Linked DNA regions of Homo sapiens: regions 1 and 2 are each linked to region 3. The links are chromatin loops, found by intact Hi-C in ENCODE. Cell type or tissue: chondrocyte. All regions are shown on one strand. Region 1 overlaps NEO1 (neogenin 1). Region 2 has its middle 18 kb from the start of LOXL1. Region 3 overlaps REC114 (REC114 meiotic recombination protein).

Evidence for each region. Hi-C counts contacts between places; a loop is a spot of excess contacts. Peaks named below come from ENCODE experiments on the same cell type or tissue, not always from the same donor. Only the 100,000 strongest peaks of a DNase experiment are listed, where the experiment ranks them.
Region 1: a loop joins it to region 3, with 2.5 times the contacts of the local background. A loop is called at or near these places in 3 of 110 quality-filtered maps.
Region 2: a loop joins it to region 3, with 4 times the contacts of the local background. A loop is called at or near these places in 7 of 110 quality-filtered maps.

What each region holds. Positions count from the first base shown.
Region 1 is chr15:73,282,618-73,286,617 of GRCh38, forward strand. It overlaps NEO1 (neogenin 1), which reads left to right. Exons shown (of 29, transcript NM_002499.4): 23 at 347-494. Among named protein-coding and RNA genes, the nearest start is that of MIR12135, 15 kb to the right of the region's middle. In chondrocyte, CTCF peaks have their summits at 1,636 and 1,845; no DNase peak of the experiment used is centred here.
Region 2 is chr15:73,906,096-73,910,095 of GRCh38, forward strand. It overlaps a transcript of TBC1D21 not described here. Among named protein-coding and RNA genes, the nearest start is that of LOXL1, 18 kb to the right of the region's middle. RefSeq lists a silencer at 2,289-2,408. In chondrocyte, CTCF peaks have their summits at 2,383 (motif pointing left) and 2,582; a DNase peak (open chromatin) is centred at 2,366.
Region 3 is chr15:73,558,487-73,562,486 of GRCh38, forward strand. REC114 (REC114 meiotic recombination protein) reads left to right here. Exons shown (of 6, transcript NM_001042367.2): 6 at 1,266-1,527. The coding sequence ends at 1,430. It overlaps NPTN (neuroplastin), which reads right to left. Exons shown (of 9, transcript NM_012428.4): 8 at 3,410-3,484; 9 at 1,528-2,562. The coding sequence ends at 3,424. Among named protein-coding and RNA genes, the nearest start is that of NPTN-IT1, 9.1 kb to the right of the region's middle. In chondrocyte, CTCF peaks have their summits at 2,211 (motif pointing right) and 2,431; no DNase peak of the experiment used is centred here.

The DNA of each region.
Region 1 (4,000 bases), 280 kb before region 3:
TGAGTTTATATATCACATGAGACACCAGAGAGCCAAGACTCTTTATCTGTCTAAGTATATCTCAACCTTTGAAAGCTCTTGAATGTTCAGTACAATTTGAGAAGCTTTAATTAAGTACTATCTTTGAGCAGGCTCTGTCCTGAGCACTGTTCATAGGACAGACTCTTAGCTGTCTAGGAGCTCATCATCTAGAGAAGAGAGCCATGTTCACGCGGCACTTTTATATAAGTCAGAGCAATGAGTGTTATCAAGAAGTTCACGTGAGATATTAATGGTTCTGTAGCTTGATAGTATGCATGTTTTAAATTCTCTAACCCTAACACATGTACCATTTCTCTCTCTGCAGGCAGTAACAGCCCTCATGGGAGCCCCACCTCTCCTCTGGACAGTAATATGCTGCTGGTCATAATTGTTTCTGTTGGCGTCATCACCATCGTGGTGGTTGTGATTATCGCTGTCTTTTGTACCCGTCGTACCACCTCTCACCAGAAAAAGTAAGAAGCCCCAGATGCACCCCTTAGATTTTTGGCATCTTATCTTTTGCTTCCATGTGACTTCTGTATATGGAGTGGTACACAAAGTTAAGACATAAAAATACATGAAAAGGAATTTAAGATATTTTAAAAGAAAATGGGAAGTGGTTCCTCTTATCAGTCAGTGTCCTGGCAGAAAAGAGCTGGCACATTTAAAAGGATTTCAAAAGAGGTAATTTACAAAGTCATAGGTGGGGTTAGGGCAAACTAGGCAGGGATATTCAGAGGCTAGCAGCTATGATAAGACACCATCATCCTTGGGCCTGAAAGGGCAAGAGGAGAGAGCTGTTTTCAGAAATCTGAAGCAGTAGGAGAGGGCTTCCTGACAAAAGCAAAGTGGGTGCTAGAGGCATGCAGCCATTGCCAGCCTCCTCCCAGCGGGCAGTGGCAGGAAAAGAAACACCTCCTACCCTCCAGCCTCTTGCCAGTGTCTAGTATTAGCTATACCCAGCTGGAAGCCAGGAAACCCAGCAGGATTGCCAAGTAATAGTTAATTTAGCTCAACCTCTGGGGTCAGAGGGCCAACTAGAGAATAGATGTGGTGAGAAAAGTAGAAAGTGTCTGGCATTGCTGGTCACCCCCTTTGGAGCACCATCTGTACATGCCCACAGTGAACCCGATGCCCAGGAGTCTGTGGACATTCTTACAGGCTGTGTCACAGCACAAATGCCAGCCCAGTTGGAAGAAGACCATAGGCCTGTCATTCTAAATCTAAGTTTAAGAATATTTTTAAAGAATTGCTACCAAGTGTAGAGTTGGGGGTGGGGGTAGGATTGCTTTAATGAACAGGAAAGGATCATTGATAATCAATTTATCAGTTTCTCAGAGCGGCTGAATGGCTGCTAGCCTTGAACTCCTCTGGGATTTTGAGGGTTGTGGCTAATGGTCTAAGTGCAGATAGCAAGGGGGCTCAGTTATGTAGTGCTTGCTAATACCATACAGTCCTACACTTGAAAGAATCCTTGATCCTAAATTACATTCAACTCAGATATCTGGTTAGCAAAATAGATAGAAAAAAAAAAGGAGATTCCTGAGTTATTCCTAATAGCAGTACCATAATGTGCATAATAAAATGACTTTAGTTGCAATATCTTGAAAGATCATAAGATGGGGGTGTTGCTCCGCTAGAGAAAGAGAAATTCATGTTTATGTGATTATCCATGCAGACTTGATCTGCCCAAGGCAAGAATGCATGTATTTAATAATCATAAATTTGTTCATTTTCACTGTACAGGGTAAGTACAGGCCACCCTGTAACTGCTACTGGTAATGACTTTATGTCATTTTTTGTAAGTTATGTGATATTTTAAATCTCTCTTTCTTTTGCCCAAATGAAATAGCTTTCCATAGCTTGTACTGTATCACTTTTCCAAGAAAAATGGAGGCTTCTTTTATAATCCTTCTGACCACTGCCTCTTATAGCTCTTCCTTTTTTTTTTTTTTTTTTTCTTTTGAGACGGTGTCTCTCTCTGTTGCCCAGGCTGGAATGCAGTGGCACATTCTTGGCTCACTGCAACCTCTGCCTCCTGGATTCAAGCGATTCTCCTGCCTCAGGCTCCCAAGTAGCTGGGATTACAGGCACCCACCACCATGCCTGGCTAATTTTTGTATTTTTTAAGTAGAGATGGGGTTTCACCATGTTGGCCAGGCTGGTCTCGAATTCCCGACCTCAAATGATCCGCCCGCCTCGGCTTCCCAAAGTGCTGGGATTAGAGGCATGAGCCACTGCGCCCGGCCCTGTCTACTTTTAATAGTGGAAAACTATTATTTTTAAAGCCTCAAAGACTACATTTTTTTTTCTACTCTAGAACTTTTCTTCAAGCCTCTTTATTTGGCATTTAATATTTATCTATCTATGAACTTGATTTTATATCAGTTTTAGAAATATTGGGATCTTTATTTTTCTGTTATTGAAATAATTTGAAAACCAAAATGACAGAATTCCTTAGTGCTTTGGAAGACTTCAAATTCAAAGTAAATTTTTTTTTAGACAGGATTTTGGTCTGTCACCCAGGCTGAAGTGCAGTGGAACAATCTCATCTCACTGCAACCTCCACCTCCCGGGTTCAAGTGATTCTCCTGCCTCAGCCTCCCAAGTAGCTGGGATTACAGGCATGTGCCACCATGCCCGGCTAATTTTTGTATTTTTAGTAGAGACAGGGTTTCACCATGTTGGCCAGGCTGGTGTCAAACTCCTGACCTCAAGTGATCTGCCCACCTCAGCCTGCCAAATAAGGTACTCAGTCTTCAGATTGAAAGTAAGAAGATGAGTTGATAATAGGCTCTATTCTCTGTATTGGCACGTCCTACAGATTTGGGTCCCTTTGTTGAAAATCATCATATCAGATCTTCATGGGGTTTTCCCCTCCCCCACTTCCCCAGTTATCTGCTTTGCAAGTATTCCATTGACTGTTGAAAAATATAAGCGAGCTTTTCTTACTACTTTTCTTCCTACTTTTCTTCCTCTGTAATACCTGAGGTTCATTTAGATGGTAGCTGTTTACAGAGTCTTACAACCTCAAAGTTGATAGAGCATTTAGAGAATCTAAACCCTCGTTGGTTCTCAGCACATTCCCCCTTAGCCCCTGACTGGCAACAGGTAAGCTGGGCTTCTCCTTCATGAAGAAGGCAGAAGCTGTCAGATAAGAACAACCTCAGCACACCACCATCAAATCTGACACCTTTCTACACTGGTAATCATCGTTTCCTCCTCCCTCCTAAGTGTACTTCCCCTGTTTGAAGCCCGTTCTACCCTTTACCCCCTGAATCTCATTGTCTTCCATTTTTCTAAGACCTTTTACCTGCTGTTATTCCTCTCTCCAGCATAGCTGACCTCTTACTCGTTATTGGCCGCCTCTTCAGTATTTAAGTGTGCTCTAACTTCTTCCAGCTTAAGGAATAATTATAATTATAACCTCACCCCCACCCCCACCCCCTGTATGGTCCTTTTCACCGGCTGCTTACTAACCTTTCTTCTCCACCACAGAATTCCTTGATAACTTGCTTATACTCTTATGTCTGTTCACTGCCTACCCATGCATCAGCCCTTTCTAATCTTTATTCTGCCCCTACCACTTCACCAGAATTGCTTTTGTGGAGGTCACCAGCGACCTGTGTATTGCTAAAGCCAAAGAACATTTTTCAGTTCTCATCTTAGTCTCTCAGCAACATTTCACACAGTCAACCATTCCTTCCTTCTGGAAACATTTTCTTCTTTTGTATCCATGACAGCATGTTTTGTTTTGTTTTTTGTTTTTTTTCATAGGTCCTCCTGTCTACCTAGCCATCAAATACAGACATTCCTCAGGGCCTGGGCCTGGACTTACTCTCTTCTCCTTCTGTGTTCTCCCCAAGTGATCTCATCTGCTCCCGTGGCTTCAGCATTCCAGCTACTTTTGTATTTCTGTCTCCAGCCAAGGCCTCCCTCCTCTGAGTATCAGACTTGCACACACAGTTGCCTCTTCTAC
Region 2 (4,000 bases), 350 kb after region 3:
TCTAAGCTGCTCACACTCAAGAGTCCCAGAAAGTTTGTTGTGCTACTTCTAAATAGAGAAAAGTTTTGTCTCCATAAATTTATACTCTCCACTGCCTTCCCAGGAAGCTGAGTTCTGGTCACAGGTGACCCTTTGTGCTGCCATCTTGAAGGAGCTGGGTAGGCAAATTAGGGACAGGAGGGGCTAGGGAAGTGGGAGACGTATGTGGGAGGAGGTCGGGGAGAGGCTGGAGAGAACTATGGAAGAAGGATTTCATGTGTCTCCGTGGGGTATGAGACCATCTTCTGAATCTTCCCACCCAAATTGTCAGTATACTCAACCTTGCTCCCTGATGTCTTTGAGTGAATGGAATCTGGAGTGGAGAGGGTGGTGGCAGTTTGGAAAGAAGGATGAGGGACCAGCCCCACTGGTTACATGTGGAGAGGACAAGGTACACGGAGGAGGAAGGCAGGCCTGGCAGAGCTCAGATATCTGTGGGAGGAGGAGGCAGGTTCTTGCCTCTCTCTTCCTCTGGGAAGCAGCTTGTTTGGGAAATCCAAGCCCAAGTCCATCCAGGGCAAGTGCCTCGATTTTCCCTTGAGAGGAAGAAAAGGGCTTTCCTGACCCAGGAGGAGGAGAAGACTGAGGTCAAGTCAATCAAAGGGACAAAGCTAACCCCTATGCCATCAAGAATGTATGTGCAGTGCTGAGTACTATTTTTTGGATCTGAGTTGTGCTGAGTGTTGGTTTACAGAGCTCCAGAACCCCCAAGTGTAGAATGACTCATTCACCGATGTCATGTGTGTAGAGAAGAGATCTGCAAGCCTGGAAGATTCACCTCTTCAGGCTCTTGTTCTCTGTCCCACCAGCCTAGTAATATGGGCAGGTCTTAACTTTATAAAGAGGCCCCACCAACCACAATTCCATGCAAAGCTTGCTGCAGAGACCCAACTCTGAGGGTAAGGACCCCAGGCCAGACAGCAGACAACTGGGCATCTCTCTTTCTCTCTCATTTCCTCCTCCTCCTTCTCCTCCTCTTCCTCTTCTTCCTCTTCCTCCTCCTGCTCCTCCTCCTCTTTTTTTCCCCCAGTCTGAGCCCTCACTCCCCACCAGCTAACTAGCCCAGAGCAAGCAGCTAAATATAGTTCCTTATTCTTTGACTCGTAGAAATCAGCCACAAACTGTCTGTCAACATGAATTTCTCAGCTCAGTTGTTCTAGCCATGAGCAGCTGCTGCTCCTGATACTTCACCGGGCTGCTCTCAAGTTCATCTTTGGTGGGGTCTGCATGGAAGGAAAACACAAATTTGAGAGGGCAGCTTTAGAAAGTGTGAAACGGGCATAGACTTTGAAATTGGAGAGACAGGAACCAAATCTTAGCTTGACCACTTCCTAGCTGTGTGATCCTCTGCTGGCTCAATTATTGAGCTCTTACTTAGATTCTGGGAGATGCTCTAAGATCTTTCCAATAAATTCTCATTTTTGCTCAGGCTAATGTGAGTTGGGCTTCTGTCACTTGCAAGCTGAATAAGAACTTGCTTCTCAACCCCTTGGGTCCTCTGCTGATGGCCTCTTCCATCCATCCTCACTCACATGTTCCATTCCCACATTTTGTAATCTCTTACCCCTAAAAAGTTCCAAAGCTGTTTTCTTTCTCTTTTACTTTTAAGAAAGATTTTTTTCAAGTGTAACACACTTACTGTATAGTCTCAATTTGTTGGGGTATAGACGTGAAATTGTTTTCTAACTTCCCTGAGCCTCACTGTCTTCATCTGTACAATGGGACTACTATTGCCTGGCTCACAGGACTGCTAGTACGGTCAACCAGGAGCCTAGATGGAAAGCTTCTAGCCCAGGCCTGTAACAGTGGGAGGGCTGGGTAGCTGTCCATTCCTCTCCCTATGTGGAAAGTTATTCTTTACCTATCAAACAGTAGAACAGAGGCTAGAATTATAATGCCTGCCCCCAGAAAGTGGCTTTATTGAGATGTACAAAATATTCTACATTAATTTTTATTTCATTCTCACATTTATTGAGATGAACAAAATCAGTGTTATGGATTGTTATAGACACAGTATCTGTCCCTGTGCCCTGACCCTGACTGTGGGGCTGTCAAATGTGCTTCCTGGGGAACCAGATACACCAGACACACCACACACACACATAAACACACACAGGAACACATGAAGCCAAGCAAATTCAGAGACAATTTGATGAGTGTAACACACACACAGGAGGGTATATGCACATTTGTGAGTGCACTGCAGGCCCATGGCTGGATGAAGCATGGGAAATGGGGGAATCCACAGGGCGCACGTAGCCCGCCAGTCCTGGCTCTCAGCGCTCTCCTTCTGGGCCAGGCCTGGGCCATGCTTGTGTTGAGAGGCTTTGGCGCCCTCTGCTGACTGCGGTCCTCCCTGCAGCCCTCTCCAACCTAGCCAGAGCAGGTGCAGCAGGCCCAGGGAAGCCAGGCGTCTAGGAAGGGGGAAAACCAGAAGGGAAGAGACTGAAAGGAGGTAAAGAATGGAGGGAGAAGAGAACCAGAGCCTATACTGTCCCCAAAGCCACCAGGATGGAGGACCCAGCTATGCAGCCACTCACTGACCACAGCAGCTGCTTACAGACAGGAGCATCACCTCCCAGGTGCTCATGATGACTGTCTAGAGACCCTGTGGTGGCACAGCTGGTGGTGTGAAGGGCACAGGCCCCAGAAAGTTCCTCAGGCTCTGGCTGTGATGCCTTGTAAGTCCATGTGGCAGAACCATCAACCAGACCAGTGAACTTTTCCACCTCCTCTGGGAATGCCCAGGGCCAGACCTTCAATCCTGCAGGCTAGGGAGCTTGATGATGGCAAACATGGACTTGGGAACCAGACTGACCTAGGCAGAGTGCCTGCACTGCCTCTCACTAGCTGTGTGACCTTGGGCTCCTAACCTCTCCCTGTCTCTGCATCCTCGTCTGCAAAGTGAGGGGAGTAAGACAGCTGCAGTCAGGATGAAATAAAAATCCATGTAAAGGCCAGGCGCAGTGGCTCACACCTGTAATCCCAGCACTTTGGGAGGCCAAGGCAGGCAGATCACTTGAGGTCAGCAGTTCGAGACCAGCGTGGACAACATGGTGAAACCCTGTCTCTACTAAAAATACAAAACTTAGCTGGGTGTGGTGGCACGCACCTGTAGTCCCAGCTACTCCAGAGGCTGAGGCAGGAGAATTGCTTGAACCTGGGAGGTGAGGTTGCAGTGAGCCAAGATCATACCACTGCACTCCAGCCTGGGCGACACAGCGAGACTCCATCTCAAAAAAAAATCCACATAGAGTGCAGCCCAGGGCCTGAGGCAAAGTGCATAATAAATGCTAGCTACTAGCATTACTGTTGTGGTGGTTGTTGCCCTTGCCACGGGCTTCACGAGAGATGAAGGACAGAGTTTCATCAGGGCCTCTGCAGCTGGCATGACTCCTGGGAAGTGGAGGGAAGGTGGGATCATCAGAATCTCATGTTTGCGTAAGGCCATGATGTCAGGCTGTTAGATTCCTGTTAGGAACACCTGTCCCAATTGTCTGACCTTCTTTCTTCTAGGGTGGCATAGCCCTGTTCCTCTGCAGGACTCATCACAGCCAGGGAGGCCCCTCTTCTGGTGTTTTCAGACTCAAGGACACCGAGACTCACTTCTTTCTCATGACATAACCTCCAAGTTACAACACTCAGAAGCTGTCAGTGGTCATATTTTCTGTCTTAGACAAAACCAGTCTTCTGGGAAAAGAACAAATGAGGCTGATCTGCAGCAAGAAGCAAAAACAAGAACCTGGTGGGGCTGCTGTGGCTTGCAAATCCCTGGTTCCAGATGTCTCTAAGGCCCACCCACATCCCCGCCCCTCTGCTGGCTCAATTATTGGGCTGTTTCTTAGATTCTGTGAGATGCTCCAAGATCCTCCAATAAATCCTCATTTTTGCTCAGGCTAGTGTGAGTTGGGCTTCTGTCACTTGCAAGCCAGAGAACAAGGACTAGCTTCTCGACCCCCTG
Region 3 (4,000 bases):
CAACTGGTTTTAAAACACTGCAGGTTACCAAAGAAAACATACAGATGACAAATAAGCATGTGAAAAGATGCTCAACATTATTAGTCATTAGGCAAATGCAAATTAAGACCACGATGAGACATCCTGCAAACTTATTAGAATGCCTAAATTAAAAACAAAAAGAAAAACTGACAATACCAAACCCTGGATGGGTGAGCAACTACAACTCTCATCTACACTGCTAGTGGAATGTAAATGGGACAGCCACTATAGATGACAGTTTGGCAGTTTCTTACAAAGTTAAATATACACTCACCACATGACTCAATCCTAGGTATTTACTGAAGTGAAATGAAAACCTGTGTTCACACAAAAACCTGTAAGGGAATGTTTATAGCATCTTTATTCATAATTGCAAAAAAATAAAACCCAAATGTCCTTCAACTGGAGCACAGATAACCAAACTGTGGCACATCCATGCAATGTAATACTTATTCAGCAATAAAAATGAATTACTGCTATACTCAACATCATGGATTAATCCCAAATGTATTCATTATGCTAAGTGTAAGAAGCCAGATTCAACAACGTATTATGATTTCATTTATATGACATTCTGGAAAAGGCAAAACTATATGGAGAAGAGATCAGTAGTTATTAAGGGTTAAGGGTTTGACGGTAATGGTTAGCACAAGGGTCACATAAAGGAATTTTTTTGGGAAGTGAAAGAAATGTTCTGTATTTTGATTGTGGTGACAGTTACACGACTATTTGTCAAAACTCACAGATGGCCAGAAAAAGATGCGTGTGAACTAATGTCCTTTGGGAGTCTGTGGCCTCTTTCTTACATTCAGAATGCAGCTAGCACATAGTAGGCTGCTCACATCCACTCTGCCACCTATGCTGTGGCGAAGATGAACTGAGCTAGTGGAGCTCATTCATTGATAGCATTGATAGGTTTGTTTTCAATCCACAGGTTATCAGCACAGTATTCTTCATTAAAGTAGAATCTCAACTTTGCAAACATTTCATCAGTACATTTGAAATTCTTTCCTTAGGGCAACAAGATTATCTCACATGCTATGTGTATTCAGAATACATATTAATATACAAAATTGTAAATGTAACAGTAAAACTATGTAAAGGAAGCCTGTAAAGCTAATTAACACTAATTTTTTTGGTGTGTATTTCGCTAATCTTTCCTTAAAGCACTATTTGCCTGTGTTCTATTAGCCAGGTATTGCTTTTACCTGTAATCTGTAACGACTTTTCTGGTATCCCTGCAGACTCTTCTGGCATCGGAGGAGCTGCCCCATGTCTATGAACAATCTGCATGGGGTGCAGAAGAGTTAGGCCCCTTCCTACGTTTGTGCCTTATGGATCAGAATTTCCCAGCATTTGTGGAAGAGGTAGAAAAGGAACTGAAAAAGCTGGCGGGTTTGAGAAATTAATGCTCTATATACATATATAACTAAGGAACTTCAAAGTATTGAAAAATGCTTCCTCCTAAAATTAAAGAAGATATTAGAATAAAGAGTATTATCCAAACACCTTTTATCAATGTTTTATTTTTAAAAACAGGTGAATCCACTTTTTTATACATCATTGCACTTCAATAATTACACAAAACACACAAGTACATGCATCTACAATTACGCACCGCATGAGAACCGTTAGGTTATAAAATCTATCATCAACCAGTAAATCAATGTGAAAAAATACAGTGTCAAACCAAAAAGTATAACTATAGTTGCATAGAATATTACCATGCTATAACATTTCAAGGTCATTGGAAACAAAAGAAAAATTATAAAAGTTTGCCTTGATTGAATGAATGTACAAGAATAAGGTTCAACACATCAGTGCAAAAGGATTTATGAATTTACATGACTTAACAGAAGAAAAGATAATCACTTAAAAAGCAATCATACGTATATACTGCAATTCATTATACCCATTCAGTGGACTGTTCCAGCTTATTAAAGTCACAGGTTAAGCCCTTAAAATTATAGATTTCAGTTTATATTACTCATCTTTATGTACCAGAACTGCACAATTTCCTCATCTGACAACATACAATAAGGAATGAATATCAGCAGCTTAAAAATGAAACAAGCATTTACTTTATTTTGGATTTCTCCCACCCCCAAAAATATAAATATATATATATATATATTTATATACTGTATATATCTGTAGGTTTTGCTGTACTTTACAAAAGTGTATCACTAGATGGCAGCAGTGCATTTTAGAGCTTTGCCAATTTAACAGCTGCATTAAGTAAAAAATGGCGCATGCATGATCTGATCCTCAGAGGACCTTTTCACTTCTATTTAAATATTTTAACAAAGGAAAAAAAAAAGCAACATTCACAGCACATCAAGCCCAAAATAGTTTACACCTTCTACACTGAAGCATTGTTTAAAATGTACCTGGCTAGATCACCCTTACAGGAGAGGCTAAATAAGGCATGCTTTAGACAGTCATTGTGGTGTTGCTCACTTGAAAGGGGAGAGAACCAAAGAGGTCCAAGCAGAAAATTTTAGCAGGTCATGTTGCCACCAGTTTCAGGAACCTAAAGATCTGTAAAGAAATATGTATTTGGAAATTATAAAGGGATTATGCACTGTCACTCACAACTACACCGTGTGCCACACAAAACTTTGGTTCAAACAGCACGCTCAGGGATGTGGTGTGAAATTCTGATCTCCATATGCCTAACAAGATGACATTCTGGCCCTGCTGCTACCTGGCCATTCTTGTCTTGCCCCCAGACGTGAGGTAAGACTAGTAGGCCTCTGGGAATAAGCCACCTAAGAAGGTGACAATTTTCACCTCTTTGTAAAGATATAATAGTAGTGAAAAGTGTTGATTTTAAAATATGTCTTCTGAAATGGCATTTATATAAACATGTGACACAATGCACCTGATGGCGGGGCACACTGGCTCATGCCTGTAATCCCAGCACTTCTGGGAGGCTGAGGCAGGCGGATCACTTGAGGTCAGGAGTTCAAGACCACCCTGGCCAACATGATGAAACCCCGTCTCTACTAAAAATACAAAATTTAGCTGGGCATGGTGGTGGGCAGCTGTAATCCCAGCTACTTAGGAGGCTGGGGCAGGAGAATTGCTTGAACCCGGGAGGCGGAGGTTGCAGTGAGCCGAGATCACACCACTGCACTCCAGCTTGGGCAATAGAGTGAGACTCCATCTTAAAAAATCCAAACAACAACAAAAAACAACGCAGCTGAAAAATGTTCCTTTCCAGTCCCTAAACTGGGCAGACAGAACTGGCTTCATCAGTATCAGCTGCTCTGAAATGAACTAAAATATCTTATAACACCAATTACTGAAGAATTTGTAACAAGGTCAATAGAGGCACATTCATTTGAATATAATTTTTAAGACTGCTACAGAAGGCCATACTTACATTGTAAGCAGTACTTAATTTGTGTTTCTCTGGCGCAAGTTTTTATCTTTGTGATTGTTGGTAGAGTTGGTTTTCCTTTGGAGGAAAAATTGCATTACATGAGTTAAACTCAGTCAATAACTTTTCAAAGTATAACACATGGAAATACAGGGACTCTTTCACTTACTGCCATCCCTGGTGTAGTGAGAAATTTTGTGGCACAATATGAGTGCATAAAAAAACATTCCTTAAGTAGCTACAGGTTAAGTATCCCTCATCTGAAATGCTTGGGATCAGAAATGTTTCAGATTTTGAATTTTTTTAGATTTTGGAATATCTGCATTATACTTACCAGTTCAGCATCCCTAATCTGAAAATCCAAAATTCAAAATGCTCCAATGAGCATTTCCTTTGAGCCTCATGTGAGCACACAAAAAAAACTTCAGATTTTGGAGCATTTCAGATTATGGATTTTGGTAGTAGGTAGACTCAACCTGTATATACCTCATTTTATCCTCCTTTTGACCCCCAAGGCAGACGAGTACTTTCCCTTCGAATCCGGAACTATAATTACGATACAGGTGAGAATATGTAAAACTTTTCTCCACTGAA